Linked DNA regions of Mus musculus: regions 2, 3, 4, 5 and 6 are each linked to region 1. Evidence: chromatin loops called from intact Hi-C (ENCODE). Cell type or tissue: gastrocnemius. All regions are shown on one strand. Each heading gives the region's core, and the rest is flanking DNA. Links, peaks and the distances in the headings are about the cores only. Region 1 holds the start of Adamts2 (a disintegrin-like and metallopeptidase (reprolysin type) with thrombospondin type 1 motif, 2). Region 2 overlaps Adamts2 (a disintegrin-like and metallopeptidase (reprolysin type) with thrombospondin type 1 motif, 2). Region 3 overlaps Adamts2 (a disintegrin-like and metallopeptidase (reprolysin type) with thrombospondin type 1 motif, 2). Region 4 overlaps Adamts2 (a disintegrin-like and metallopeptidase (reprolysin type) with thrombospondin type 1 motif, 2). Region 5 has its middle 13 kb from the start of Rufy1. Region 6 has its middle 22 kb from the start of Rufy1.

Region 1 (5,116 bases), core at 626-4,625:
CAATGTTGACAGCAAGAAATCACTGTTTCTGAAGAGTAGATCCAACTCCAGGTGTCCCCAGGAGGCAAGGAAGCCACTGGGTGGTTGTCAGACTACAGCGGTCCACGCCCGCACACCATGCCCCAGGAAGGACAGAACCAAGGATCTGAAGTCACCATGAAAGCCACCAGTTGTACAAATCATGTAGTTTCCCTCATAAGACTGGGCCCTCTTGTTCATAGGGAGTCATCTCTGTACCTTCTGCTTTAGGCTTGCCACACTGGCTTGGGGAAGGGCGAGTGGAAGAGCAAAGAGACAGGTGTCTTTATCTGGAAGAGCAAAACAAAAACTGGACATAACATTGCAAAAGTGTTCCAATACATGGGGGCCTGAAAGAGATACCCAGGAAAACAAGAGCTGGGGGAGTCACTGTGCCCAAGGACAACAGCCTTGGCAGGACAGTGACTCCAGGAAATGGGAGAACCAGGACCCTGCTGGAGAAGATGGATCCTGTTAGAAACTGGAACTCACAGCAAACTGGCAGGGACGTTTGCCTCTGCCCTTGCATGTTCACCTGGAAACGGGGAAGAGTGTTCAGGACTGTTTCTGGTGGACCCAAGGGCAGACTGTGGCAGGAGACCCACTGAGGCAGCTGAGGTCAGCAACTAAGCTGTGCTCGAAGTTAAGAGAGGGAAGGGAGAGTCTCCACCAGAGGTTGCAATGGAGGGCGTGGAGGGACCCAGGGGCTGATGAACTGGAAGAGGGAAAGAGAGGGGTTGGGGGCTGAGGGAACCTCGGTTTTTTTTTTTTTTTTTTTTTAGTGAGGGCAAAAGTTGATCTTTGAGATAGCCTGGGGGAGTGCTCCGTGAGGGGAAGTATCGACCCACCTCTGGAGCCTCCATCTGGACATAGAAACAGGCTCAATGTCCTCCCAGACCCTCTTTTCCTTCCCGTGTCTCATCCAGCTACAAGGCACAGAATGAGGGTGAGACGGCCCCTGGAGTCCCAAGGCAGCAGAGTGCGACTCGCACTACATAGGGCTCTCCGGGTGGGGTGCCACTCCTTCGAGGTGACTTGGGACCCGCGGTGGGCTACCCCTGGCCGGCTTCCAGCGCTTCTCTGCCGCCGCCTCGGGGTGTCTCTGCCTAGCTGCGAGTCGGGAAGCGAGGAGGGGAGCGGGCGGCGGCCGCGCCAAGAAGCGCCGGGTCACCGCAGGCTGAGGCGCCCGCCGTCCCCGCCCTCCCCCTCGCTTGCCTTCGCCTCCTCCTCCCGCCTCCCTCGCCCGCTAGCTAGCTCGCTCCTTCGCTCTCCCCGCCTTCCCTCCGCGCTCCCCGCCCTCTCCTGCGCGCCTCGCCTCCTCCGCCCCGCGCCCTGCGGTGCTGCAGCTGCGGGCGGCTCCAGCTGCCCCCAGATGTGGGCTGGGCAGCGCGCGGGGAACTTTCGCGCCGGCTGCGAGTGCGGGGCCCCGGCTGCGGTCGGGCTGCCATGGATCCGCCGGCGGGAGCCGCTCGCCGCCTGCTCTGCCCCGCTCTACTGCTGCTGCTGCTGCCGCCGCCGCCTCTCCTGCTGCTGCCGCCGCCGCCCGCGAGCGTCCGGCTCGTCGCCGCCACCGAGCCCCCAGGTAGGTGCCAGCCTGGTCCCCACTTCCCGCGACCCTCCGGCCACACTAACCTGCCCGGTGCGTCCCGCCGACCCTTCCTCAAGCATCGTCCGAGGCGACTTGGGCAAACTCTGTGCGCCGCGCCCGGGGCCAAGTTGGCCAACTTCGGGGCCGGGGCGGTCGCGCAGGGGGCGCACCCCGATGCCTTGGAACGCAAGGAGCCTCGGAGCACTTGCCTCTCTCGAGATGCAGAGTGTGGCGCTGGAGGGCCGGGAAAACCCAGCGGCGGAGCGCGCAGAACCAGCACCAGCGGGTCCGGGGGAGCCAGGGCAAGGCGGCGCCCGGGGACGCTCGGGAGGAGCCGGTGCGGAGCGCGCCGCCTGCGGGCCCTGAGCATTGGATGGGTTGTCCCGGAGAGGTTCCCCGGAGATTAGTGGGACCCTGCTCCACCTCTCCCGGGCTTAAGTGTACGGGGCGAGGGGGGCTGACAGTGGGCTGCCCGATGCTGGACTGAGGACAGGCCGCCTATGAACCTGGTTGCTCCGGAGGCCAATGGTGAGGACATTTGGGCAGCAGGGACCGCTGAAGGGTCAGGGTGCATGAGCAGGGGACCAAGGTGGAATAATTTCCGAGGAGCCCCGTGTCCTACCAAGGACGGTATAATTAAGGAGCGAGGGCACTTTGATGGGGTCGCTCTTTAGGGTAACTGCGAGGTGTCCGAGGAACCTCAATTGGGAATCCACTGGGGCAGCTCTTTTGCTGGCTTGGTCCTCTAGAGGGGACGGCCCGCAGGCGACGTGGTTCCGGACTGGTGGTCCTGTCAACGCCCCTTCCTGGAGGCTTCGTGGTGGAATGTCCCTTTTCTTCAACTGAGGCAAGGGCTGGGGGCGCCGGGCTCCGCCGACAGGCTCAGAGTCTCCGAGGTCTCCGCTAAGTCTAACGCCCCTTTCTTTTGCAGGCGGGCCCCCGGGGCAAGGAGCCGAGCGCATCCTGGCGGTGCCGGTGCGCACTGACGCCCAGGGCCGCTTGGTGTCCCACGTGGTGTCTTTGGAGACGGCCGGGGCGGGGGTACGAGCCCGCAGAGCTGCCCTGGACCAGACCTCGGGCTTGCCCGGAGGCGCTGCTCAGGACCCTGGAGGACGCCTTTTCTACAACCTCACAGTATTCGGCCGAGACCTGCACCTGCGGCTGCGGCCCAACGCCCGGCTCGTGGCTCCGGGGGCCACCGTGGAGTGGCAGGGTGAGACGGGTGACACCCGAGTGGAGCCCCTGCTTGGGAGCTGTCTCTACGTTGGAGACGTGGCAGACTTACCTAAAGCCTCCTCGGTGGCGCTCAGTAACTGTGATGGGCTGGTGAGTACTCTCTTCTAGGGCTCCCTTCTGTTCTGGCTCTTGCCTGGGCTTTGGAAACCCATTACTAGGTAGTCCCCTGGGAGGGCGACATAGCCCGCGCGCTGAGGACCATCATCTCCTCCACAGTGCTTAGGGAGGCACTCGCCTTGCAACAGGGGTTGGCGGGAAGGCAAGATTTTTTGATTGGTCAGAGAAAGGGGGACGATTTATGTGAACCCACCTCCAGCCCCAATGCCAAACTACTTATGTCTGCTTCTTAGATACAAGCATACGTTTGCCGTGTGTGCCTCTCAGTGTGTGTGTGTGTGTTTTGGAATGTATGCATGCTTCTTCTTTTTGGGTGCCAGTATACATGTATCTGTACCTCCCAAGCGTAGCGGTATCCGTGGGCTTCACAAAAGTGTGTCAGAGTGACTTTGATCACATGTATGAGCTTGTGTTGGGTATGGGTCCTGGCAGTTTCCTTGCTTCTGTGTGTGCTTACAACAGCCCGAGGAGCAGGTGGTGATGCGGAAATGCCCAGCCAGCCCTCTGTCCCTTGGTTGACCAGGAACCAGTGATTTTTATACTGTGGTTTCCTGTTGAAGTGGCTTTTTGAAAAGTCAGCTTTCTCCCTCTAATTTGAGCCAAGGGGAGCATTTGGCAATGCAGGTCCTAGTGCCCTGTGGGCTGTTTGATGTTGAGGAGTAGTTCCTGGTGAACCCGTGCCGGTCCCTTTTGGAACGACCTAGGGCACCCGTTGCGACTAGAGCCCTGAAAAGCTCGCTTGTCACTGGGTGTCCCCCCAGGACCATGGTTGCCACACGGGGACTCTTAGAGGGAGCCTGAATCAGTGCTCGAGGCAGCGGCTGACATTGGTGGTGCTACCCTGCCACCCAGGGGCCTGGCATTGCAGAACCAGTGCCATTTTTCTGTTTTGGATTCAATGCACAGTGGTCAGGCTGGCCGCGCCGGCCAGACATCGGAAGCCGCCCACCGTGGGTTCTGCTCTAATTGCTGTTCAGAGTACTCCGGCTCTGGGCATGTGACCATGCTTCTAGACCTGCCAGCCCTGAGCAACGCCCGTCCTCAGGGAGCCCAGGTTGGCCCTGCCATCTGCAGAGCCGGCAATTACACCCCAGCTCCACAACCACCGGAGTTCTTTTTATGGACGCACAGGAAACATCACTTGTTGCTTCAGAGAAATCACTGCCTTTGGTCGGGTTTACTTAGGGCCCGAGCATGTTGCAAATGACTTTTAAATGTTCTTGGGTTAATTTAGGGCACATTTTTCTCTTCTCTGTTGTCTTCCTTGTGGCAATCCCACAGGCAAGTCATCCGTAAGGGTGCCAGTGAGTTTCCTAAACGTGAAGGGAGATCACCACTGGGGACTTTGGACAAGGCCACTGGGGACTTTGGACAAGGCGGTGGGGTTGACAGGGATCCTCTCTCTACTCATTAATTTCCACTAGAGCACTAGGCAGTGACACTGCATCATTCATTCACCTCTCAATTCATTTGCTCAGGGATCTTCCTTTGGATATGTTTATCCTTTTCTGCAGGTCAGAGATGTGGCAGGTCCTACACCGATGCGGGCAGAAGGACACCCAGGTGCTATTTGATGGAGTCTCAAAGATCGGGGGAGGGGAGAGGGCACCTTGGCAAGTAGGTGGAGAGCTGGAGTCATCCTGATGGCTCCTGGGATGAACTGGCTTAGGAGGGACAAACAGCGGGATGTCACAGGAACGGGCCATCTACAGACAGCAGAGTACAGGCGGGCTCACAAACCTGAGTGGCTTTCAGTGCAGTCTGCGGATAACAACCCAACACGGTGGGGCAGGATCCCTAGGATTCCTTTTCCGTTTCCTTCTCTGCCTTCCTTCCTTTCTCTCCTTTTCCATCCTTTTTCTTCTCCCCACTCTCTTCCCTTCTCCTCCTCTTTCCCTTCTTTTTCTGTATGTCCCTGCCCCTGGTTTTCTACCACATAATTCGTTAACCCTTTAAGTTCCCCTATGCTTCCATGATGGGTTCACTCACTAAGGACTGGGGCTTTGCACATGGCGCCTCTGGCTGCCATGGTGACCCTGTAGGGGAGGTAGCCTGTACCTGGCACACTAAGTCTGTGAGAAGTTGAGTGACTTGTCCCAGCCATGCAGACAGTGATGGTGCGTGTCTCACCTAGGGCTGTCTGGCCTCTTTTGCTTC
Region 2 (5,116 bases), core at 555-4,554, 71 kb after region 1:
AAACTCGAGTTCTGGGTCCATCCTTGAACCTTGTCCCAGCTTCTACCTGTTGTCTTTGAAGTTTTTGACTATGGAGGCAGCACTAGTGGGGACAACAGCTGAAGCCCTGACTGGGCCAGAAGACCCACTCTGCGCTTGGAACTGGGTGATCTTGGCACATAACTCACCCTTAAGCCTAAGACAGCTGTGGAGCCCTAGCTGGATAGACACACACATTATGTCATACTTTTGGAGACCAGAGGTCACTGTCACTGAGCTGAAATGGAGATGTGGGCTGGGTCACACTGCCTCTGGAGATAGTAGGAGAGAATGTGTTGGTTGACCCTTCAGGCCCTTGGCTTGAGGGCACATCACTTCAGAGGTCGCCAGAATTCACTTCTCTATCTGTGTACATGTCTACTCTCCCTACGTCTCCTCTCCCTCTTGGAAGGTTGATTCCATTTGAGTTTCTCTGGGTGACCCAGGTATACCTCCCCTACGTCAACGTCCTTGATCTAATCACATCTGCCAAGCACTGTTCTGTCTTGGAAAGTGTCAGCGACAGGTCACAGGAGTCAGGACTCCATCTCTTCAGTAACTCCCTTTCAGCTACATGCAGAAAGTGAAATCTGAGCCGGAGAAGCAGTATACGACAGCACTCCAGTGGAGCACCCATGCACAGCAGCAACCTGGTCCTGCCTCAGGCAGATGTCACCCAGCACCTGGGAAGGCCAGACAGATGAGGCCACTTACACAGAACAGCTGGCCTTGCTGTTGGCACCGAAGGCTGTGTCTCCACTTGGGATTCTGTGAAGATCCCTGTGTCATAGTCTCGATATCCCCACCTCCCTTTCATACACACAGAGCTGTCTGCACAGTGTCCCACTATCAAGACCAGAGCTACACATTCAGAGGCCTTCAATGAGACAGCAGCAAACAGCATCCACCCTTGGCCTGGCTCTCATCCCTTTCCCCCATTCTCTCCCAGTGCTGTGGATTAAACTCAGGTCCTCATACATGATATGCAAGCATCCTACCCCTGAGCTACACCCCCCAATCTCCTTTCTCTCCTTCTACTATAAACACAGACAACAAGACATCTCTGTAAAGATGAAAGCAGCAGTATGGATGTAGCAGTGTGTGGCATATGGTACCCGCCTTGCCTCTGGCATAGGGTGGAACCAGAGACCCTATTTGAAGCAGGGGTTCCCCCTTACTTCTCTTGACCTTGCTCTGTCTCATAGGTAGCCTCATGGATCTGGAGCAGTTGAATGTATTAGCACCAAGAGAATTCAGATGATCATTTTTTATGAGAATTCTTAGGCATTTTAAAATGTGGCTTCAAATTTCGGGGGAAAAAAAAAGCACAGTATGGACCAAATAAAACAGGCCCCTCCCATTGGCCGTGGCTTCTGAGATGCAGAGGCTGAAGCGGTGTCAGTCTTCCCCACTAGGCTGCTTCCCTGGGGTACCCCTGGCTATACCTCAGAATGGAAACGAGGCAGGTGGTTCCCGCCCTGGGGACCTGCTTCCTTCTGGGTTGCTGTGCCCTCAAGCCAAGCTGTACACACTGCCCCAGGGCTGAAAGAAGTCAGACAGTCCTGTGCCAGTGACCTTGGCTGCCACCTCCTCTCCAGAAGCAGCGGGTGCCAAGCTTCTGCCCGCTGCTGTCAGGCTTGGGTGTCCTCCCTGATGGGCAGAAGTGACTCCACACCACGGGAGCTGCTTTGCCCTGCTGCTGCCAAGGCAGGCCTGGAGAGAGAGGATGAGGCACAGGCACCAACTGGCTTCTCCACGTGGCCGAGTGACTGGCCCACAGCCAGCCCTCCCCCTAGACAGGGAAGCCAATCCCTCCTGACTAGATGTCATCGGGTTACCTTCCCTTGAGTTCAGGTCGGAGTTTTCCAGGCTGCAGGGAGCCATGCAGGGTGAAGTGGGGGTGGGGATGGGGTTGGGGTGCGGGTGAGGCAGAGCTGATGCCCAGGTGCTTGCAGGGGGGGGGGAGCAGGTGATGGCTACAGCTCACCTAGGATCTAGACAATGTCCTGTATGCAGGGGACAGCCATAAAAGGTCTCTGGGGACCTGACTGAGCATCCTGCATGTTGGCAAGCCTGCTCAGGCTGCAGTGTGCTTGAGGTTGGAGGTGGGGTGCCATAGGGGTGGGGTAGAAGTGAGGTGTTAGGGGAATAGAGTAAAGGCTGTATGGATAAGCCTCTGGATGGGAAGGGAGGTGTAGGGACTCCCAGGCAGGGAGTTCACCAAGACTCAGTTCCATATACATGTGAGGTCTAGGTAGGGGACTCAGCACAGGTGAGGTCTGGGTCGTGGGGAGCGTGGAAGGAGATTTGAGAGACCAGAGAGGAGGTACAGTGGGGAGGGGGTGCAGACTTGCTGACAACCAGATGAGGGCGCCATTTGGCCCTGCACATAGATGTTCAGACCACACTCAGTCTTTTGAGGCAATTGCAATAACATCACAAACTCAGTGGCTTAAACAGCATGGCATAATCTCCGAGAGCCCTGCGGGGGGGGGGGGGGGATGTCCAGAATTAGAAGATGGGTCTGTGAGAGCCTTTTCCAGCCTCTTCCACCATCTGCCTGGTGGCTGCCGGCCTCCCTTGGCTTGTGGCTACATCATACTGATCTCTGTGACCACATAGATTACTTCCTCCTCTTCTGCTGGAGACAAGTCTCCCTCTTTCTCACCATTATGAAAGCATTTGTGATGACTTTTAGGGCCTTCTAACATAATTTTGGACAGCCTCCCCATCCCAAGGTGCTCAATCTAATCTCCTGTGGTAACAATGGTGGATTCTGGGGAATAAATTGTGGACACCCTGGGGCCAATGATTCAAGCCACATATCTAAGTGTTGAACCCTGGGGTCGCAGAGGAAGGTGAAGAGAGGGCTCTGGCTGGAGCTGGACTTAGGACTGAATCTGAGATCTGGCCTTGGTTCATATATCCATACCGGGACCCTTTGTGTCTGAATGAATTTCTTGAACTTCTTGCCAGAGCCCTGGGGTCTGGCTCTTTTGTGTGGTAACCCCTTTTCTTCCATGCCCTGTTGTGTCGGTTGGTCAGCTTACAGCACTGAATCTGGTACTCAGTGCCCTCTCAGTCCCCAACCCCATTCCTGCAGCCTGGGGACCCAAGGAAAGCACTGATTGTGAAACCTGAGGCATCTGGCCTGGGCGCCGGAAGGCGTATTTCAGAGCTGAGCACACCCTTGGCAGAGGCAGCAGTGTGCCTGTCCCGAGGGCTGGGCCCTTGGGAAAACTTTGGGAGATGCCAGGGTGGTGACGTGGCTTCACGCTGGGAAGGGTGGGTGGGAACTGGCTCTGGGAGAACCCGAGGCTGTACATTCCCTGGGGCCCTGAGTTGTCTAGGGACAGAACGTCAGCAGAGTTGGCAGGGCCCAGTCCCCTAGTCTGGCTGGCCTCCTGGGTTGGGGTCTGTGGTGTGGGAGTGCTGCCCTGTAAGTTCTTCTGAGGCTATAAAGGCAATAGCCATGCACGGGGCAGCTCAGGCCTCACCTCATCTCTCAATAGAGATATGATGGGGGTGGGGTGGGGGGAGAGTCAGTCTTCATAGCAGTCTATGCCTAGCACCCTGCCTGACTGGTGCTGACAGTCCTGTGTGCTTGGTTGCTCTCTTCTGCCTTCAGTTTCAATTTATCTGTGCCTCAGGACCCACACCCCATTTCTCATTTCTTCTATGAATCAGTGAGTTCTGATTCAGGGTTAAGGACCACCAGGAGACAGTGACCTGGGGAAGTCTTGGATTGTTGCTTTGGTTCTTGGATAGATGACCAATGTCATTTAGAGGATGACAATCTCAGTGTTGGCTTGGCTGTAGCCCCAACTCAGATGCAAGAGGCAGTTCTTGAAAATGACTGGCGTCTTTTGAAGGAGCTGTCTTGCTTTTACAGCTGCTCCCCAGCAAGCATGGGGGCAGTTTAGTGGAGGGCACGACATCGGCATCGTGTGAGAGCTAATTTGGTGCAGGGGAGAGTGTAAATGGGTAGGTCCTGTCTGGCTGAGTGACTGGTTCATTATAGGGCCTTGGGTAAGGTGTCCAACTGCTCTGTGACTCAGTTTCTCCATCTCTAAGTAGGTATAGCATTGAGCTGTTGGGGTGAGTCGAAATCGTCCTTATGTCTTTGTCCAGAGCCCCTGTCTTGCTACAGCGTTAGGATTCTAGGGATGTTGTTGTCTTGGAACCTCAGGTTCCCTCAGCCCTCACTGTCTCTTCTCTATTGCTGTCTCTTCTCCAGACACAATGAATCGATGCTTTGCCTTATGTGCCCTGGATTTGGGTTGCAAATGTCCCCCAAAGAGCTTTTCTGGCGGTACACAGTGACCATGCTGGTTTCCAGACAGCACACAGCTCAGAAATGAAGTGCCTTTCGCCTCACAGGTGTGCCTGGAGTTTAATTAATAAGGCTAGCCGTGTCTGGTGGTTATGCTGGCCTTTGGCTCACCAGGTCTGCTCTCTGCAGGTCTCCAATACAGCAATTGCAATTGCTGGAAGAGATGTGATGTCTCTGGGGATAAGTCTGCATGCAAATAACATTTGTGCCGGGGACAGAATTTTTTGGGTCTACTCAGACCATATCTTGGAGGGCTCGGGAGATGGCTGGGTTGATAAAATATATGCCCCACAAGTGTGAGGAATGGAGTCCAGAGCCCAGCACCCATATAAAACACAAAGAGGACCTGTCACCGGGCCTGTAAGCAAGTGTCTCAGAGGTGGAGATAAGGAATCCCTGAGGCAAGCTGGTGATAGACTAGGTGAATTGACAAGCTTCCAGCTCAGTGAGACCTTCTCTCTGAAGTAAAGTGGATGGGCTTTGTGTGTTACAGAGGTGTAGGCAGCAAGCCATCTATGGCCTGCTCCTGGACAAGTGTCTTTAGGAGAGACTCAGAGAGTCCAACACCAGCCCTGAAGTCAGCCACCATGATGGCAAAGACAGAAGAATACAGGTAGACACAGCTGAGAAACAGGACTGGGGCTCCAGACCTGAACGCGACTCACCCAGAGCAGCCGGAGACCTCTGACCACAGGCCCCGATTCCTCCCCAGATTCTCCGCAGGACAGCAGGCACTTCAGGCAGCCCCAAGCCTGAAGTGTTTTC
Region 3 (5,116 bases), core at 505-4,504, 89 kb after region 1:
GCTTCTCCTCAGAGGCCAGTATGGACAAGTTTGTGTGTAACCATCTTCTTGTTTTATTCTGGGGCATATACCTAAGAGGAGAGTTTCTAGAGCCCAGGTAAGTTCCTGATTAACCTATAAGACATAATTTTAGATTAAAAAAAAAACTACTTCAGATTAACATGGCCTTTAGTTTCTTTTCTATTGCTGTGATAAAGCACCCTGACAAAAAGTAGTTTGGGTGAGAAAGGGGGTTTTATTTCCACATCCAATTCCAGGTTACAGTTTAACATTTTGGGAAAGTCAAGGCAGGAACTTCAAGCAGTCGGTTACACTACATCTACAACCTATGGCAGAGAGAAACAAGTACATAGGTATTCATGGGCTTGTTTGCTTGCTTGCTTGCTTGCTTGCTTGCTTGCTTGCTTGCTTGCTTGCTTATTTGTGCTCAGTGTGATTTCTCTGCTCATACAATTTGAGACTCCCTGCCTAGGGAATAGTGCCACCCACAGTGGGCTGGATCTTCCCACATCAGTTTAGATGATTCTGCACAGATATGCCCACACACCAACCCAATGTAGACATTCCTCCCGGAGATTCTCCTCCCAGATGATTCTAGGTTGTAGCAAGCTTATAATCAAAACTAACAGCTGGAGAGATGGCTCAGCGGTTCAGAGCACTGACTGCTCTTCCAGAGGTCCTGAGTTCAAATCTCAACAACCACATGGTGGTACACAACTATCTGTAATGAGATCAGATGCCCTCTTCTGGTGTGTCTGAAGACAGCTACCATGTACTAACATATAATAAATAAATAAATCTTTAAAAAACCCTAACAGTTATAGAATTAGTATGTATAAATTGTACTATAGTAATGTATTACTGTTCAGCAAAATTGATGGAACTAAGAAGGCATGATGTGAAGTAAAACAAGCTAAATAAATGCAGGGTGTTTAACCTTTTGAGAAATGGCAAGACTGTTTTCCTTAATGCTTTGAGTGTGGTGCCCCTGCTGGAGAGCCAAGCCTGGTGGCCAAGCACAGGTCACAGACAGATGCCTGGAAAACTTGACACTCGTTTCCTATTAGCAGAGACACATCGCTCTCTCGGTGTAGTTTCTACTTTTGTCTGAGGATTGAGGTTTCTCAGACCTGATCTACCTGCTTTATTCATAATGTGAAGAGATGCAGGGGGGAAGCTTAGATACCATTTCTTTGTGCTGCACAGTCATTTCTCTATTGGCTGTGTGCTGAAGTGGATCTCCTACTGGCCAGAAATGCAACAGGTTCAAACCCTGCCTGGCTCTGGTATCATGTGGATGTGAATTTCACCGTGATTGTCTCCCAAGAGCTTGAGGGAGATAGAAGAGCCCACATCTGTAAATATAAAAGGCTTGGAGGTGGCACAGCTAGAATGTGGAGATACTGGGATTTGAACCTGGGCCTCTCTGATGCCTTCTGGCTTCCAGTGCTAGCTAAGTCTCTATGAGGAATGGGTGGGTGAATGGATAAAACATCACCTCTACTGAAACAGGATGGATACGAAGTCTCTGCTATCTCCCTGGTGTGAGCAGGAATACAGGATATCTCAGCAGTTCATCTGGCCAGGACCGTATGGGAAGAAGCCACGAGTGGGGGCAATATGGAAGGTGTGTGTGGACTGTGGGAATATGAGCAGCAGGTCTTTACATAAATTAGTTGAGTGTAACACTTGTCTCTCTTCAGGCAGGCACAGCTACGAGTGGTGGTGCAAGATTTGTCACTTAGCTCTTACTCTCCTTGATGACAAGACAACTAACTCAGTGGCCTCCTAGGGTCTTGTCCCATGGAACACAGGGCGGCAGGAAACAGGACCTGGGGGCCAACAAGATGGCCCAGCAGGTAAAGGTGCTTGCTGTATAAGCCTGGGAACCTGAGTTTGATCCCAGAACCCACATAAAAGTGGGAGAGAAGTAATTGCAGAGTTGCGATTTGACATCTACATAGACCCTGAAACCCACACACAAAAAAAATCACAAGTGTACACATGCACACACATCCACATATAAACACAGAGAGAGAGAGAGGGGGGAGGGAGGGAGAGAGAGAGAGAGAGAGAGAGAGAGAGAGAGAGATGGTTAGTTAATTAATAATTTTATAACCAAAGAACTACTCAATGTATGAATAGTTTTTAAAAAGCTATAAAAAAAAAGACCTAAGCGACTTGTTATTTGGTGCTTAAAGTATGGGCAGCCACCCCGGTGACCCAGGAAATATTACCTGGGGCCGGAGGCTACCTGGAAATGATTCTGAGGAATAAGAGATCAAGGGGAGGCCATTCTTTTCTTTTCCCTCCTCGATAGGTTTATTGAGCTGGACTTCACCTAAGCTGCAATCCTGACATTTGAGGTGCAAAATTTATGTCTTTCAGCACATAATCATCTCATGATAGCTGCAGGGCACTGGTGTCAGGACTCCTGAGAATTCCAAAATATGAGTCTCTCCTATAAAATACGGAGACATCTGCACACGGCCCAGTGCATCTGGACACCTCAGACAGTCTCTAACGACTCCAGGCACCTAGAACGGCACACTGCTGCGTCCACAGTCGCTATGCCCATGAGAAGCTGTAACGTGTTTCACAGCTTGTTGTTTGGTGAACAGATGAGGAATGCAGTTATGTAACGGGTCAACTTTAAAACAATTTCATTGTCCCCCAAAGAAATGCTGCACCCACAAGTCCTCTTCTCCCTCAGGTATTTGTGGTTTTGTGTGCCCCATGGCCTCAACACTGGGCGGGAACCTGCGGCTCTCAGACCCCAGGCCTGACTCTTCCTAAGACCCCCTTGTTGCCTCCCAGAACAGGACAAAGGGTGTGACTAATGTTTATGCCCCAAGACTCCCTCTCTTAATTGGACTTTCTAATCCAAGAAATATATGGGTAACCAAGCTTTGGCTTCTGCACGTGTCACCAATGAGCTCCATACAATGCTACCCTGAGGCAGCCACTCCTCCCTGCACGTCTCTCAAGCCTTTTAATGCCTTGTGGTCCCATGCCACTATGATGGATCTGTAACACAAACAAGTTCCCATCCCTGCCCATCACCCTTGCTCAGCTCTTCAGAAGCTTCAGAGATAATAGCCATCCCTAATCAATGGTTTGATCTTTCTGATATGGCATGGGAAATATGGAAGCAAAAGACTCATAATAAAAAATGTTTTTTTTTCCAGAATTGCCACACTTTAACAAATACTTTCCAGCACGTAATATTTTATGCTAACTCCCAGTTACCACTGCACCTCACCCAAATGGTCAGTCTCAATGAAAATAAATGGTGCTGTAAATTTTACCACTTAAGATGTTTTTAAAAGTCAATGTCTTAAATTCTCTTCTGTTGTTATGATAAAAGCACTCTGACCAAAACAACTTAGGGGAGGTAAGGATTTATTGGCTTACAGTTTTTGGTCACAGTTCATCACTGAGAGAAGTCAAGGCAGGAACTCATTCACAGTCAAGGATACAGTAGAAGCTGTAGAGGAATGTGGCCTGCTGATTCACTCCAGGCTGGGACCACCTACCTAGGGAATGGTGCCACCCACAGTAGGCTGGGCTCTTCTACATCAAAATTAACAGTCAAGACAATACCCCCCCCCCACACACACACAGACATGTCCATAGACCACCCTGATTTGGGAAATTCCTCAATCAAGATTTCCTTTTCAGGTGACTCTGGGCTGTGTCAAGTTGACAGTTAAAGCTAATTGGGACAATTAGCCAGTCCTCTCACATACACACCACACACATGGTTCATGAGATGGGCTGAGCAACCTCCACTTCAACTGCTACAAACAAACAAACAAACAAACAAACAAATCCCCTCAGGAGTGTGATCTTTCCCTCTAGAACTTGCTAGCTGTGGTTGTATTGTAGAGTATTTAACTAATGCTCTACTTTGAAGTTTACAAATGTTTCTTTCCAGTTTGCATGCTTTTTAATTTCTTTCTAATTGCTCTGCCTATATCTTTCAGCAACATGTTTAATGGCTGTGTAAAAGTGGATTTCTTTAAAAAAATAGTTCAGTTATCGCCACTGAATGAGATGCTTGCTTCGGACTGTTCTGGGATGCCTTTGCCGTACTAAGGCAGTTCTTGCCATACCTAGTCTCTTTCTAATCATGAATAATGCTGAACGTGCTCAAATTTTTTTCTGTGTCAATTGAGGTGATCATACAGTTCGTTTCTATGAATGTGGTAGAATATGTGGATTCATTTTTGTATGTAGAATCATCCTTACATTCCAGTGGTAAACTCTACTTGATTATGGCACATAATCCCTTTAATATCATGCTGGAATCATTTTGCTAGTGCGTTATTGAGAATTTTTTATTCTATATTCACAAAGGAGGTTGGTTGTAGTTGTCTTACAATACCTTTCTTAGTCAATCTCTTGTTCAATTTTCCTATTTCGCCTTCAGTCAATAGTAATCGGTTCCTAGAAACTTCTTAACTTTGTCCTGCACGGTTTGTCAGTGTGTGGTTATCCAGCATTTTCTCTGGTAGTTCATTTACCTCTACAAGGTTGCTAATCCTGTCCTGAGTATTTTTCTCATTTTTGGAGTTCAAGCTTTTATTATAGTAAATCTCATTGACTTTCTCAAAGAACTAACTTTCGGTATTTTTCTATTGTTCTCTGTTTTGTTCCTGTTTTTCTCTTTCTTTCACTAGCTCCGAGTTTACTCTCCTAGCTTCTTACAGTGTGAAGCTGTGTTTTGATGTAGCTCCTCCTTATTTTTTTAAACATGATGGTTTACAGCTGTAAACTTCCCTCTGGGCTCTGCCTTTGTATGAGTTTTGGTTACTTTGGGGGTTTGTTTTCATGGTTGTCTCAATAGACTGTCTAATTCATCTTACAATTTCTTCTTTGTCCTAATTGTTTGAATAAACTATTCATTGAGATTCCACACATTTGTAAAGTTTCTTTTGTTTCCTCCAGTTTGGAAAAGATACTTTGTATGGTTTCAATACTTAAACTTGTTTTGTGACCTGACACTGATGTTTATAGCAGAGAATGACTTGTGTTCACGAAGATGATATTTCTTCTCCTCTGATGGTATAGGGCATTCTACGTGCCTCTTAGGTTTATTTGATTTGTGATTTTT
Region 4 (5,116 bases), core at 634-4,633, 170 kb after region 1:
CGTGGGTTGCATAGCAACTGGCTTTTCAATTGATTTTTTTTTTTTTTGAGAAGGAACCAAAGCTACTCGAGTGTTCTCATTTTAAATATTTCCTTGGATGATGGAAATCAAAGGAAATGGAGATGAGAGATTTGGGGACATTCCGAGGACATAAGGTATCTTGTGAAGGCTAGCTTGAGACAGGGTGTGCTCTGCTTGTTGAAATTTGTCAGCATTTGGGTGAAAGGTCAGACGTTCCTGGTCTATTAGTAGAAGGCGGAGACATGCTGGGAGGAAAGGAGTCTGCAGGCTAAAGCCTTGGGCCAACACCGTTGTGGTTTTGCCATGTGTCCCACTGTAGAAAGAGCAGAGAGGATCCTGGGATGGATGGGAGAGAGCCTTCTTTCAGATAGCCTTGAATCAAAGACCCTAGGGGCCAAGCTCAGTCTATACTTTAGTCTGGGAAAGACCCCCTGGCATAATTACCTGTCGCCAGCCATCCTAGGCACACCTCCTCACCAGAGCCATTAGGTCTAGAATAGATGAGACAGTGCTAATGCTGGACGCTACCACCGGAGGGCGCCTCTGTCCTTTTGATCTGGTCTAATGAGTCTACCTTAGGTTGATACTTAATAAATGACAGTTTATTGCTCATAGTTCTGAAGGCCAGAAAGTCCAAAGTCTGAATGTCAGGAGATCTGGAGTCCTCACAGGTAGCTTCATGCTCATGAGTGGTGGATGGGACAGGTCTCAGAGCTATATGAGAGCCACTCTAGTTCAGGGACCTTTGTCCTACTGACCTGATAACTTTCTAGGGTTCCACATCTTAATACTATTGTATTAGAAATTAGGTTCCAAGATATAAAGTCTAATTTTTAGACCATGTCAGGAGTTCTTATTTAACACTGAATCCTGTTCTAGTAGCTTGGTTTTCTTCGATGGGTATACCTTCTTGCCTGCTTTCCCCTGGCGGGTCTAGAAGGCACCTGTACCATGACTTCTGAGCCACCCACATCACCTTGCATGCCACAGATGGGAACAGAAGACACCAGCCTTGGGGAGTCCCCGAGGCTGCAGGCAGTCAGGCTAGATAGAGCAGAACTTGTTTTGAAGCCATCAGAGATGGTGGGCCCTGGTCCTGGCATTCATGCCAGCCCAGGGGTACGTGTGGGACCTTGGATGACTTACTTAACATGGCAGAATCTTGTTTTCTGAGCAAGAGGAAGTCTGAGGGACCCCAGTGCTTGACAGGAATGACTGCAGTCACGGAGATCAGACGGACTGCTGACTCTTCACTGTCTGAAGCCCCCACCCCCACCCCCACCTGGCTTTCAGGCTCCCTTCGCTGGGAGTCAGATGACTTTATTTATACCTCCTTCGGGGATTCCAGGCCCTGTGGTCCAGCGGTATTTCTCCCCAAGGAGGAGAGTACAGTCACATAACCGTCAAAGCCGTGTATGTTTTAATCACTCCGTCTTGGTGATGTTGCCTGGGAGGACGCGTCATAGTGTCCTCAGAGCCTTGCTCAGCTCACTGTCTCAGGCATCCTGTCATGGGACTGACAGGCATCCCCTGATGATAAGGGGGCACCCATAGTCACTGTCACCATCTCCATATGACAGTGAAAACGTGGCTCCACGGGGTGAGTGATCTACCAAAAGTCATACATGACAGCCACTTTGTCCCTAGAGGATGAGCCAGTTGCTGTCATTCTGTCAGGCTAGAGAGCACAGATCTTGGGTGAGCTGAGCCTGGCTCCCCTGTGCCATTCCCCCTATGTCCAATGCTCCCAACCGATGGTTCTACAACTTTATGCCCACACTCACGGACTCGGGTTGATGTTTAGAGACACTTTCACTGTTATAATTTGGGAGATGCTCAGGACACACACACACACACACACACACACACACACACACACACACACACAGTTAACTGGCCCCAAAGGTCAGCAATACTGAAGCTGAGAAGAGAGCTCTACACAGCCTGAATCTCAGCCCTGTGTGTGCTTTCTTAATTCCTGCCTGGTGGGCTAGCCTGAGGTCTCCCAGGGCCAGGGCATTCTGGGATGGGTTTGGTACCAGCTGAAGCCAGGTCTCCTTGCAGCCTGAACCACTGGCACTAGAGTGGGCCACATGGTCACTGCCAGAGTAGACAAGGAAAAAGACTTGTGGGTATGGACTGTGTCTTGCTTTCTTAAGGGAAGGGTTTATATCCGTTTATAGCTCCAGGTTACAGTCCATTATGGAGGGAAAAGCCACAGTGGCAAGAGCTTGAGGTAGCTGGTCATGTCACATTATCCGTCAAACCAAAGAACAACCTATCCTTAGCTCTGTTCAGTTCTGTCCTCCCCAGGCTTCCAGTCAGCAAATGGCGCCACCATGGTGGGTGTGTCTTCTCACCTCAGTTAACAGAATCAATACAATCCCTTACAGGCACGCTCAAATCTCCCAGGGGATTATAGATTCTCAGATGGGTGTTAACAATAACTATTGCAAACTGGATGTCCTGCCCAAACAGTCACAGGTCAAAGTTCCTGAGCCCTAAGCTGGGTACTCAGGTTGGACCCAAACACTTTGGGTCAGAGGAGCCCAGAAAGGGACTGAAAGTGTCCAAGAACAGTAGTGCACCCTGTACCCCACACCTCCAGCTCCCTGTCCGTGGCCCTGGGATTGGGTGTGTGCTCACAGACACCACGTGGTGGCGCCCAGCCTGCAGAGCCTTCCTGTTGGCAGGCATGGAGACTGGCCTCCAAACAGCAGATCCCGTTTTTTCTGTCTCCTTGACCGAAGGAGGGAAGAACATAAATAATTCAGCGCATTCCACAGTAAACAGTCAAGTGTCAAGAGAGCAGCGGTTGGAATACAGCTCTCTGCACAAGCCTTAATTGGTTTGTTTAGGGTGAGACCCCAGAATCTGTCTGGTGTCTAGAGGGCTACCATTGCCCGGCTGCAAGTCAGATCTGCCGCCCAGCCTGGAGGAGCTGTGTTCCTTAGCCTGCCGACCTCCCTCAGGATCTTGGCATTGCATTCTTGTAGCAGCAGCGCCACCTGGTGGTTATTTCCATAGCCCGCCCTTCCTTTGCCTTCTGTCTAGAAGTAGACCTACTTCCAGCCAAACTTCCTCCTAACCTTTGTATGACGTCCACCTCCACCTCAGGATTTGGAGTCAACGACTTTAATGGCAAGAGGTGAAGTTTCTTATCTGGGAATTAGGATAATGACAGTGCTTATGTCCTAGGCAGTTTTGAATTTTAAATGAGACGTATGCAGAGGCTTGTTCTCAAAGAGCCAAGAATTTGGCTGTTGCCATCAGCATTTGGGCTTGTCCCTGCTGGTGATGCTTTTCCATGAGTTCCTAGGAATGTTCCTGCAGCCTCTAGGCCCTCCCTGGCCCAGCGTGACTCTCCAGCGTGTGTATATTTGATTTTTGTTCATTCATTAATTCATCCCATTTGTGATCATCATGAATGCTCATTGAACAGCACAGGGACAGCCTCGACCCTGTCTAACAAGCAGTGTATCTAGATATGGCCCTGTGGGAGCCCACAGCCAGCTTGGGTCTCTCTCCAAGGGCCTAGACATGTTCAGTTGTCCTAGATATCTCTGCCTCAAGCTAAGCTCTTTAAAAGGTGTTTAAATAATGTGTGCATGTGTGGAGGTCAGTAGGCATGGTTATGTGCATGAGAGTAGGGAAGGTCCTCTGAGCTGGAGCTGGGGCTACAGGTCCTCTGCAAGAGCAGTATGCACTCTTGAGCACTGATCCATCTCTCCAGACCCTTGGGAGGAGTCTTTTAAGGTCATGTGGGGAAAGACAGCTTGTGGGTCCCAAGTGGAAAGTATGGAGGGTGAGGGAAAAGGGCATGGGGAAAGAGACAGAAACTTCTTTGTGCTTCTAAGGCACATCAGCTGCTTTTCAGCCCTTTAAGCCTCGATTCTATTAGCTTAGCTTGGGTGGCTTAGCTTGGGCCCCAAGGTTGCCTCTTGGCCTGAAGGCGACCAATTGTATATACATTTAGTGGTGGATCCTGTTCCTTGGAATCAGGAAGCAGGCACTCCCTGGAGATTTCACCAGGTGAACAAACTATACAGAAAAGACCATCTTCAAGATAGATTCGCCACAGCACCGTGACCAGATCGCACACCCTCCCTGTTAAGTCGTGAGGCACTCCCCACACATCCTCTGCCCATGTCCACACCCCCTGGCCCTGACATCTCCTGTCGCCCACCAGATGTTGACCCTTTAACAGTGCAGTGAGCCACACTTACTTCCCCTTCCTGACTGCTCCCCCCCATAAGAATCTGCTCTTTCTAAAATGCATATGTGCCCTGTCCTTAGCCCTGGATACAATATTGATGCCTTGTCACAGACCATCCTTTGGACAGGGCACTCTGGGACCCCCTAGAATGTTCCAGACCTAGTAAGAACAAAGAACACTTCCCCTTGGGTCCTCAGTGCCTGCTTGAGATAGGCCAGACCTTGAAAAGGTTGGGAGAAAATACAGTTGGTTCTCCACACCCACAGCTTGGCTTCTGCCAATTGCACCAACTACAGATGGAGGATAATCAGGAGGAAGCAGGACATCTGTATTGAACATATGCAGGCTTTTATCTTGTTGTTATTCCCTAAACAATCAGTATAGCAACTATGTGCTCCACACTTACACTGCGGTACATGGTATAAGTCATTTAGAGTTTATGTAAAGGATACAGAAAGAGATGTGGGGATGCAGCAAATGCTGTATCCTTTAATAGAAGAGACTTGAGCCTTTACTGATGTCTTCATTGGAGTACTAAAATCACTCCCGCAGCAGACATTAAGGGATGACCATATATGCACCACCTACATCTTGTCACTTGAGAACCCTGAATGCTCTAATTCTTGGGGTGCCTGCATGCATATCAAGGCTTACAAGGGCACAGCACATGGATACTGTTTTCTGAAGTTCTATCTTCCTGGAGTCCTCCTCTGTAGTGCGGCTCCTATCTGGGGCAGTGTTCCCCAAGTCTGTCTCTCTTCCCTGCTCTCTAGAGACCTTTCTTGGGATTCCAAAGCTAGGAAGCAGAACCTAGACCCCTTGAGCTCTGTTCCCATAGCACAAACCCCTTGAGGCTGGGGAACGCTGTAGCAGCCTGCT
Region 5 (5,116 bases), core at 325-4,324, 160 kb before region 1:
TGCCGGGAAATGACCTGCCTCTTCTGTTCACAGCTCCTAGGCCAGGACTAGTCACAGATGCCTTTCCACTCACTGGCAAAGCAGGAGAGGATATACAGATGAGCCAAGAGAACAAGGGAAAGTAGGTGGACAGAGAGGGAAAGGAGACCATGGAGAAGTAGAGCCAGCAAAGTGGATAGGGGAATAGAGGTGTGTTAAAGGAGGGGTGGAGGGAGATATCACAGAACCCAGGGAGGGAGTCACCAAAATGGGCAGGAATCCAGCTGCAATCCCAGGGTTTAGGAGGCTGAGGCTGGAGGACTGAGATGTGGAGGCCAGCCCGTGCTGGCTGCTGAGACCCCGGACCCCGCCCTACCCCATACACAAAGAAGAGGAAACTAGGGAAGCGAGCTGACTGAGGACCAGCAGGCAGAGACAACCTGAGATCTTGATTAAAATAATTTCCCAGAGCCGCATGCAAAACCAAGCAAACAGAAGCCTATTTGGCGTAGGCTTAAGTGAGATGGTGGGACGTGGGGAGGAATGAGAGATTAGTAAAGCCAAACAACTGGCAGAGGAGGTAAGACTGGGTGTTCTGTTTGTTCTCTTCAGTCAGGGCGGGCAGCAGCATCTTAATATGCTAGAGAAGGCCAGTAATGTGGAAAGCTGATGGAGCTGGAGGGAGGATGCTGGAGATGGACAGTACCTTGGGCAGGTGGGGGTGTGGCTGTAGGCACAGCCAGGATTACTCTCCATGGGAAGCAGGGGGAAGACAGAGGGGTTGGTAAGGATTCTGAGAGGAGAAACCCCCACCTCCTGCTCCCAGGGACACACCCATATTGTTTTTTATTCAGAAACTTCCTTACTCGCTCACATGCTGTGTGTTGTGCTGGAGAGTAGCTCAGGTTGTTGCGCTTGCTAGGCAGGTACCCTACCACTGAGTGACACCCTTGACCTACGCTTGGGCTGTTGCTTTTTAACCTCAGAGAAGTGTAATAACATTTTAATGTTTACCTGGCGACACTAATACTATGAAGTTACATTTATATTTGAGGTCACAGTCAGCACTAGTATGTCAATTACACTAGCATTTCATGTTATTATCATTATCATTTACAACACTAGTACAGAATCACTAAGTTTCTTGCTGGTCAGAAGATTCAAATTGGAATCTTACATCTAGTACTTATTCTAGCTGCCTCACCTGTAAAAGAGAGCCATGGCTGGAAAATGGGGGCAAGGGCTATGCTATAAAGAATGTTGGAGAGGAGTGTACGTCTTCCAAGGGCTTCAGCCTGCCTGTTGGTCTCCGGGTGGTTTAATGCACACTTTGTGAAAGACTGAAATGATTCAGTCCACACATGTAGAAGAAGATGAAAAGTTAACTCTTCCACCTACAATACCTAAACACATACCACATATTTATACATGCCCCACAGACATATATACAACACATGCCAGCATACATCACACACAGTACATACACAAAAACACGTACATAGACAAAATGTGCTGCAGCAAAACACATGGTATGTGCACGTACCACATACAATATGACATGTCACATAGAACACTCCATATATACCCAGACAAGGCAGACACATAGCATATGTACCTGTACACCCACAAGGCACACACATTTCCTGAAAGATACTGTATCATATGCATGCACATATATCTCATACAATACAACATGCAAACCATATGCACATGCTACGTGCACATATATTTATACCATGCCATATGCACAAATGCCTTGCTTACAGTACACTAGATATCCTTGCACACACAACCTATGTCCACACACTCCACATGTTCACACACTCACACACTATGTGTTGCTCATAAAATATGTATAGATATATCTAAGGCACAAACACAACTGTGATCCATAATCAGAAGAAGATTGTAATGACTAAAAGTACCACTAGGGGGCACTGTGTTACTTATCCATAATTCAGTCTTTGCCTTCTTTTATGCAATAATTAGACTGTATACAGTAGTTTTAAAAGTATGGCCCCAAATATTTTCATAATAGCGTTAAGATTTAATTTGACTTCTAAAGCACATACTTCTCATTCTCCCCTGAGAATGCAGTGGAAATTTCCAGAGAGACTTCAAGATGTGTGGCATTCCATAGACGCAGATGTGAGAATCCAGCTGTCATCTACTAAGCCAGGAATCTTTTTAGAGAGCTGTAAATGTTACCATGCTGCTCTTTAAACTAATTAAAAACTTTCTTTGTTCTTTTTTTTTTTTTTTTTTTTTGATACTGGCTGGCCTAGAACTTGTTATGTAGATCAGGCTTGCCTCAAATTCATAGGGATCCACCCATCTCAGCCTCTTGAGTGCTACAGTCAAAGGTGTGCACTAACACTCTCAGATTCCCACTAATTTTTAATAATATGTAGTTATTTTCATATACTATTGCTACAATGCAAAGCACTCATTATTTTCATTTGAAAATGTAAACATTCTAGGGGCTGAAGAGATGGCTCAGTGGTTAAGAGCACACAATGTTCTTGAGAGGATCCTGGCTCAGTTTCTAGCACCCACACCGAAGAGTTCACAACCTCTTTTAAGTCCAGCTTTGGGGGATACAACACCCCCTTGTGGCATCTGTAGGTACCTGCATGTATGTGATAAACATATGTACACTAAGATGCATACACATAAAATAAAAAATTAAATAAAAAATTAAAATTAAAAATATTTTAAAGTTTTTAATTATGCGTATGTGTTGAGGAGGGAATGTGCACATGGATGCAGTTGCCTGGGGAAGCCAGAAGAGGGCGTCAGCTTCCCCCAGAGCTGGAGCTTTGCACCTGCAGTTTCCAAAATCTTAAAGTATTTTTTACGTTGATATATGATAAATAAAATTGCATATATTTACTGTGTTTAACACGATGTTTTGAATGTGTATTCATCATGGGGTCGTTAAGTTCATTAGCAGGTAATTGCTTTACATCATTTTTTTTGGTGGTGAGAGCACTTTAAATCTGCTCTCAATAATTTCAAGATTATCTTAATAAATATTAAAAATTAATCATAACTACATATTTTCTTTTTTGAAATATGTACAGTGCCAAAGTCTCAGTTTCTTGTGATGAGAAGATGAAGTCTGAGAGGGGGCACAGGCATCGGCGTGGCCGTGGTGAAGACCTCAGGATGAATGACAGCCCAGTCTGCTTAGTCCTGGTCTTACTAATCAATGGCCATTCATTGCTTTCACGTCTTTTATTCCCCCATGCTGGGCATGGAGGAAAGGCCTTGCTATGCCACATGGGTGTGAGGAGCCGCCCTCACATTTGCCATTATAAGATGGCACTGACAGCTGTGTTCTAAGTGGTAAACATAGTCTGCACACATGCAGGGGCAGTTTTCCCACCATGTGTTCTGCCTTTCCCGTGATGACAACTGGGCCGATGGGCTGCAGCCAATCAGGGAGTAATACGTCCTAGGTGGAGGATAATTCTCCTTAAAAAGGGATGGGGTTTCGCCATTTCCTTGCTTGCTCTCTTGCACTCTGGCTCCTGAAGATGTAAGCAATAAAGCTTTGCCGCAGAAGATTCTGGTTTGTTGCGTCTTTCCTGGCCGGTCGTGAGAACGCGTCTAATAACAATTGGTGCTGAAACCCGGGACGGGACGAGAAGACCTGGGACGAGAAAACCCGGGAAAAGAAACATCTTCAGGCAAGAGAGAAGACCCCCTGCTACAGGGAGGATTCAGAACTGCATAACGGGGAAGAAGGGGTTAATAAAGTGTTCCCGTGAAACAGACTGTTGAGAAGGATCCGGCGTGGATTCAGAACTCTTCAGCTGGGGAACGGTACTGATGAAGAGAAAGAAGAGAGATGAGGACTGAATAAACTGCTGTTAGAAGGACTGGTGGTCGCGTGTTCTTGCTGGTCGAGAGCGGGCGCGACAATTGGTGGCCCGTACGGGGAACCGACTCCCCCACCGAGTTCAGAACTTTCAGCAGTCAGTGGTTGCCGGCAGGGTAAGTTCACGGTGAGTGAAACTTGCGACCCCAGGAGTTTAGGAAGGACCTCGATAAAATAGAGGTGAGCATAAAGTTGCCAGGAAGTAGGCACAAAGTAACCCAGGAGTTTGGGAAGGACCTCGGATAAAATAGAGGCAAGCATAAAGTTGCCAGGAAGCAGGCACAAAGTAAAGATAAGGTTCACGGGTTTGGGACAAGTTAAGGTTCCCAGTTTGGGGACAAGTTAAGGAACTATGATAACCTCAGTGTAGTGATCAATAGATCCTCGCTGTGTAGTTATGCTTTTTTCTCCCATTGACCCTTTGTGGGTAGGTCTGATAGTTTTGGTCTTGTTTGTTCTGATATATGGACTCTGTTACTGTTTGTGTGTAGAGGCAGTCAAGACAGGTCAGAAAATCCTTACAGAGCAACAAGAAAGTATGTCGGAAGAGGAAAAGGGCTTAAAAAGAAAAAGGAAAAAGAAAGGAGACACAGTGTTATCAGGTGGACAGAAAGGACAGGACAACAGAGTCGAGGCGGAGGAGGAGGTGAATTAGCTTCTGCGCCTCCTCCCTATGCCTCCTCGTCAGCCATCTATGGGCAGACCTTCTGTCCGGAGGTCTGGAAAGAGGATAGATTCTCCTTGCTGGGATGTCCTATTTTCACTGATCAAGCTAAATTTGCATGGGATAGAGATATGCTGCTTGATCAAGGTCGATTTGCACAACAACAGACAGGATATCCACTGCAGGTGTTTGAGCAGGTGAATCAGATTCCTATAAGGGCTTGGAAATCATTGCCTAACAGAGGGGAAGTTAGTGAAAACTTGACTCTCATATTGACTCCCCAGATGGACACACAGGTGATTGAGGTTATGGTCTCATCACCACGAGGTATTGTGTCCATCCCCCCTGGGGATCGAGTAGATCAGGTGTTGACGTGGGCGAGAGGGTCTGTTTGTGTGTTTCCACAGGACCAGATGGAACCTCTTTGGGTGCTGGAGAGATTGGTGAGACGCTGCAAGAATGAGGCTCCTGATCCAGTTGCCCCTGTGGATGTGGTGGATATTCCCACAAGCACAAACGATGGAGCCGAGATGGGAGATCCTTTCATTGTTCCAGAAGCCAATACCAGCTCGACATGACGTTCAAATTTT
Region 6 (5,116 bases), core at 376-4,375, 150 kb before region 1:
GCTGTGCTTAGAAAGGGGTGGCTCTTCCAGGAGTAGCCACCTGAGGAAGAGAAGCCTTTTAACGGTAAAGCCCCGGAGTTACTCCTCAGGTACCACAGAGGTCCCTGAATGTTTTGGCCTCCAAGTATCAGTTAGCTAATGCCACAATCATGTTGTATAACAAGCCATCCCCAAATCACAGCAGCACCCAACGCTAATCATTTGAATCTTAGGCAGAGTTTGCAGGTGGTTGCTATGGCAGCCGGACAGCTCCTCTCTACATGTCTATCATCCCCGTCCTTGGATTAGTAAGGGCGTGCACACCGGTGGATTATGTCAGGGGCCTCAAGGGAGCACATCTGCCACACAAACATATCTTAAGCTTTTGCCGGCATCACGTCTGCTGATACCCCATTGGCCAAGCCCAAGGTCAAGGGTTGGAAATGGCTCTCTCCCTGTACTGAGGCTATGGATGGAGTGTGGGCACAGGTGAAGATCTGGGGCTAAAATGTTGACCTACTACACCCTGTATCCTGCAGTCCTCGGTTACAAGAAAGTTTTTTTTATTGGTCTTGAAAGGACAAAGGAGATGTTTCTGTTTGCTTATGGTGACAGACAGATGGTACCTGCGTTGGTTAGTTTTCAGTGCTGTGATCCAAATAGCTGACGATTTAATAGAGGGAAGATTCTTTTTGAATAACAGTTAAGAGGCATTTCAGTTCATCCCAGTGGGGAAGTCTCAGTGTAGTGACATAGTCCCTGGTGGCGGGAGGTGGTGGCCACAGCTGGTTCTAGCTTGTTCACATGGCACCAACCAGAAGTCGGAGATGGCTGGCCAGAACCAGGCTCAGGTGTAATATTCAGAGTCCTCCTCTCCACAGCAGTCACATGGTGGGAACTGACTGTTTAAAACATGAGCTTGTGGAAGACATTGCAGATTCCAAATGTAGCAGTACCCAGTTTATGAGAACATGACTTAAAGATTTTTAAAATTCTTGATGATAGAAGTATTCAGAAGGAACCATACTTTGAGTTTTCAATTTGGATCTTTTCCCGTTATGATGCTGTCTTGGGGTGCTGGGTAGTGACCCCACAGCCATGAGGTAAATACCTGGTGTTTTCTGTTATACTATGGTACTGTCTATATTGTGCTTGGTAGGCTAGGAAAATTCTTTTTTTTTTTTTTTGATATGTGGTCTTATTATGTAACCGGAGCCAACCCCAAGCTCACCATTCTCCTAGTGTAGGCTCCAAAGCACTGGGACTGCAGGCAAGAGCCGTAGTACCTAGCTTTGCATTTTGGGCTTAAGTTTCAATTTATGATGTAGAAGCACCCATCAGGAATGTTGCTTAGCTTATCTGAGTGACCTAGAATTCTAAGAGAATTTGTCTGTACTAGGGGTGATGCTCAGTAGAGAGCTGAGAGCCTAGTGTGTGTGGCTCCATTAGTTTGAGCTACACACACACACACACACACACATCGAGGGAGATAGAGATGAAAGGGGGAGAGAGATATGGATGGAAGGAGAGAGAGAGGAGAGAGAGAGAGAGAGAGAGTGTTTTGGTCATATAGTATAACTATCTCAATTTAGGCACTTCTTAGCTAGCATGATTTTTATATATTCTATTATAAAGACAAGGTCTCACTCTGCAGTCCATGCTGGTCTTAAACTCATGACCCCCTCCTCAGTTTGCTGACAGATGGGATGACAAGCACCTGCCACCATGCTCATGAGTTTTCCTCTTTGATTTTTTTTTCTTTCTTATGGTGATAGGGACCGATCCCATGACCTGACACACTAGGTAAGTTCTCGGCTGTGGAGCAACACCCCCAGTTCTTGTATTACTAGCTTAAAGGGAGCTGAAAAGTTATGTAATTATTTAAATACATTTCTTAGGTGATTTCCATTGCTTTTTTTAAACACCTGCCCCTGAGTGAATACAAATATATGAAATTGACAAAAATTTTCATTTGTTCAAAAGAGCAAAACCAGCTTATTGATTCAATGATTTAGAGAACTTTTAATTTATACTTCTTTTAGAAGTCTCATAGCTTTTAAATATTTTCTCACTCTCTCTTTTTTTTTATTTATTTATTCTATGTATGTGAGTACACTGTAGCTGTTTTCAGACACACACCAGAAGAGAGCATCAGATCTATTAAAGATGGTTGTGAGCCACCATGTGGTTGCTGGGAATTGAACTCAGGGCCTCTGGAAGAGCAGTCACTGCTCTTAACCAATGAGCCATCTCTCCCAATATTTTCTCTTTAAAATTGTAAAAGTATATGTGTGTGTGTGTGTGTGTGTGTGTGTGTGTGTGTGTGTGTGTGTGTGAGACACACATGTGTATCCATTTATGTGAATGCAGTGTCTGCAGAGGCCAGAAGAGGGTGCTAGGTTCCCTGGAGCTGGAATTATAGGTGGTTGTAAACCCCCTGATGTGGGTGCTCAGAATGAATTCAAACCTTCTGCAAGAACAGAAAATGTCCTTATACACTGAGCCATCTCTCCAGCCTGTGTGGCAGGGCTAAATGAATAGTTCCTAAGTCCTGCTCTTGCATGTGCAGAGGGATGCCTGTAGACAGGGATGCATGTGCACAGGGGTGCATCCTAAGTGCTGGGCTTATTGGTATACACCACCACATCTGCCTGAAATTTAGTATTTTTAAAAAGATTTATTTTTATTTATGTGTATCTATGTGTTTGCGAATACAGGAGGCCAGAAGAGGGCATTAGATCCCCTGGAACTAGAGCTACGGGTAGTTGTGAGCTGTCCAATGTGACTGTAAGAATCCAACTTGAGTTTCTATTTTCTATTTTTCTTGGGTTTTTGGGAGGTGGCATGGTCCCATACATGCTTGGAAATGTTTTATCTAACATTTACCCTTGAGTGGTAGTTTGGTTGGTTATTGAAATCTAAATTAAAAATAATCTTTAGAATGGAGGGATGCCTCAGTGCTTAAAGTACTCGCAGCTCTTGTGGAAGGCCTGGGTTCTGTTCCCAGCACCCACAAGCTCGTCCAGTATCATCTGTAGCTCCAGATCAGAGGGTCTAATGCTGTCTACCCATCTTCATGGATGGCAGGCACACACGTGGGTCACATATTTCACTCATGAAGTAAAAATAAGGAACTCTTTAGATTGTTCCACGATCTTCTAGCACACAGCTTTGATGGTATATCTAATGCTAACATATTTTTCATGCTATTATGATTAATTTAATCTCTCTCTTTAAAAGTTATCAAGATTTCCCTTCTATTTGTTTTTTTTTTATATTGTAAATATTTACTTTAATGTGCCTACGTTTTGAAAGTTCTCTGACTTTTCATTTGACCCAATTGACATTAAATGGACCTGATTAATTTGATGAGCAATGTCCTTTCTATGCCTGGAATGCTTACCACCATCAACTCTTTTGTCATTTCTTCATTTCCCGCCTGTGTGTTCTCTTCTTCGGGAAACCCTTGTCATACTGACGTTGGAATGTCTGGATCTGTCCTCCGCGTCTGGTGAGTTTTAGTCCAGAGTGTTTACTTCTCACATTTAGCTTCATCTTCTACGACACCACCATCCCTCAGTTATGTGTAGCTTACTATCTTTCTTCTATTGGCTTAAAGAAAATATATTTATTGTATTTTTAATGTGTGTACACCTATAAGCACAGATGCCCATAAAGGCCATAAGGGGGTGTTGCATCCTCTGGAGCTGGAGTTACAGGTGATTGTGACCAGCCCTATGTGGGTGCTGGAAACGCGTTCCTAACTGCTGCCATGCCTTTCCAGCTCCCATCTATTGCATTTAAAGAACTAATTTTCAGTTTCTACTATTTATAACCTATTTTGAGATTAAATCTTACCATGTAACCCAGGCTGGCCTCAGATGCATCGTCCTGCCTCATCCTCCTGAGTGCCTCCAGGTTCGCACCACCACACTTGGCTCTAGTTATAATTTTTTTTTTTTAAAACGAATGAACTATTTTCTACCATACTGCAGAAGATGGAAATTATATCATAATTTCTTTATTTTCTTCTATTCATTTCCTTTGGTTGTAATTCTTTGGTGGCATATTTAATTTTTTTTTATTGTGGTGATTTACTTTTTAAGTGCTTGTAGATTCCTGGCCATCTGCCCATCTTTTTGTCTGAGAATTCCCAGGAACCTGATTCTGTTCTTTGAGGATAGTGGGGTGGGCCAGGTTCTGCTCCTTCAGAGTAGAGGAGCTCCTGGTCCTTCCGGTGCACGGAGCCTCAGTTGCCACTGAGGGCATGGCTTGTCAACCCTAGCTTTAGACTGATGGCAAATGCTGTGGTCAGTGATGGTGGCCTTTCTTGCCCTCCCATTCCAGCACGGGCCTGCCTTTCCTCTCTCTCCCTTTCTTCTTCACGCTTCTTTTAATCAGAGAAGGTTCTCCTGCCATTTGTGGGAATCTGGCTAGGAGGAAGGTCAAATGGGGGTGCCTCGCCCTCCATCTGGCTCCAATCTGCATTTTTAGCAAAACAACTAAGTTGGGAAGTTTGAAACTAACAACATTAGGGCTGAGAGATTTCTTAATGTGAATATATTTCAGTAGAGTTAATGAAAACTTGGAGTGCTTACAAAGTTGGGTATATTACATGTGTGACAAATTATATATAAACCAGATTTCATTTCCTGTTTTTTTTTTTTTTTTTATCAGCAAAGGAAAAATGGCAAGAAAAAACTGAATCTCCTATAATACAGCTACACATGTTAGGGGGTAATATTTATTTAAACACTTTTGACATTTGCTGTTAAAATAAATAAAACTTCACTAAAAAAGTGCCCCCCAAAGTATGAAGTTCCAGACAGAGATGAACCCCTGATTTAGATATGGTACAGGCTCTGTCTCCGGGGGCTCACCAGGCTCAGGCTGCTGCTGTTAGCAACCGTCATCTCTCCCACTGTCTTACTCTCATCTCTATGGTGACTCTTGTTAAATAAAGTGAACAGCCCCTGTCATGCGCTCTGGCGCCTAATTTGGCATCTTTAGCTGTGCCTGTCAGTCTCCACAAAACACCACGTGTCTAGTCAGTCAATATTTGGTGAATATCTATTGTGCAGTTATCTATTGTTCAGTCGAGTGACCCAAAGGTGAGTGATACAGGATGCTGTCCCTT

Evidence for each region. Peaks named below come from ENCODE experiments on the same cell type or tissue, not always from the same donor. Only the 100,000 strongest peaks of a DNase experiment are listed, where the experiment ranks them.
Region 2: a loop joins it to region 1, with 6 times the contacts of the local background. A loop is called at or near these places in 6 of 42 quality-filtered maps.
Region 3: a loop joins it to region 1, with 2.4 times the contacts of the local background. A loop is called at or near these places in 3 of 42 quality-filtered maps.
Region 4: it touches region 1 in a loop (3-fold over the local background); 13 of 42 quality-filtered maps call a loop at or near these places.
Region 5: it touches region 1 in a loop (4-fold over the local background); 11 of 42 quality-filtered maps call a loop at or near these places.
Region 6: it touches region 1 in a loop (2.6-fold over the local background); 11 of 42 quality-filtered maps call a loop at or near these places.

What each region holds. Positions count from the first base shown.
Region 1 is chr11:50,600,700-50,605,815 of GRCm38, forward strand. It overlaps Adamts2 (a disintegrin-like and metallopeptidase (reprolysin type) with thrombospondin type 1 motif, 2), which reads left to right and starts at 1,386. Exons shown (of 22, transcript NM_175643.3): 1 at 1,386-1,600; 2 at 2,538-2,932. The coding sequence starts at 1,465. In gastrocnemius, for the core only: CTCF peaks have their summits at 1,075, 1,829 and 2,561; DNase peaks (open chromatin) are centred at 1,240, 1,740, 2,596, 3,012 and 2 more places; H3K4me3 peaks cover 3,301 bases; H3K27ac peaks cover 2,238 bases.
Region 2 is chr11:50,671,368-50,676,483 of GRCm38, forward strand. All of the region lies in intron 3 of Adamts2 (a disintegrin-like and metallopeptidase (reprolysin type) with thrombospondin type 1 motif, 2), which reads left to right. Among named protein-coding and RNA genes, the nearest start is that of Gm39819, 24 kb to the right of the region's middle. In gastrocnemius, for the core only: a CTCF peak has its summit at 2,381 (motif pointing right); DNase peaks (open chromatin) are centred at 1,722, 2,073, 2,375 and 3,287; H3K27ac peaks cover 4,000 bases.
Region 3 is chr11:50,690,160-50,695,275 of GRCm38, forward strand. The region is part of intron 3 of Adamts2 (a disintegrin-like and metallopeptidase (reprolysin type) with thrombospondin type 1 motif, 2); the gene reads left to right. Among named protein-coding and RNA genes, the nearest start is that of Gm39819, 5.2 kb to the right of the region's middle. In gastrocnemius, for the core only: no CTCF peak of the experiment used is centred there; no DNase peak of the experiment used is centred there.
Region 4 is chr11:50,766,661-50,771,776 of GRCm38, forward strand. The region is part of intron 5 of Adamts2 (a disintegrin-like and metallopeptidase (reprolysin type) with thrombospondin type 1 motif, 2); the gene reads left to right. Among named protein-coding and RNA genes, the nearest start is that of Zfp354c, 59 kb to the right of the region's middle. In gastrocnemius, for the core only: a CTCF peak has its summit at 3,041 (motif pointing left); DNase peaks (open chromatin) are centred at 2,691 and 3,008; H3K4me3 peaks cover 501 bases; H3K27ac peaks cover 490 bases.
Region 5 is chr11:50,441,920-50,447,035 of GRCm38, forward strand. No RefSeq gene overlaps it. Among named protein-coding and RNA genes, the nearest start is that of Rufy1, 13 kb to the left of the region's middle. In gastrocnemius, for the core only: CTCF peaks have their summits at 1,905 (motif pointing right) and 2,758 (motif pointing right); no DNase peak of the experiment used is centred there; H3K27ac peaks cover 365 bases.
Region 6 is chr11:50,450,200-50,455,315 of GRCm38, forward strand. No RefSeq gene overlaps it. Among named protein-coding and RNA genes, the nearest start is that of Rufy1, 22 kb to the left of the region's middle. In gastrocnemius, for the core only: a CTCF peak has its summit at 2,430; no DNase peak of the experiment used is centred there.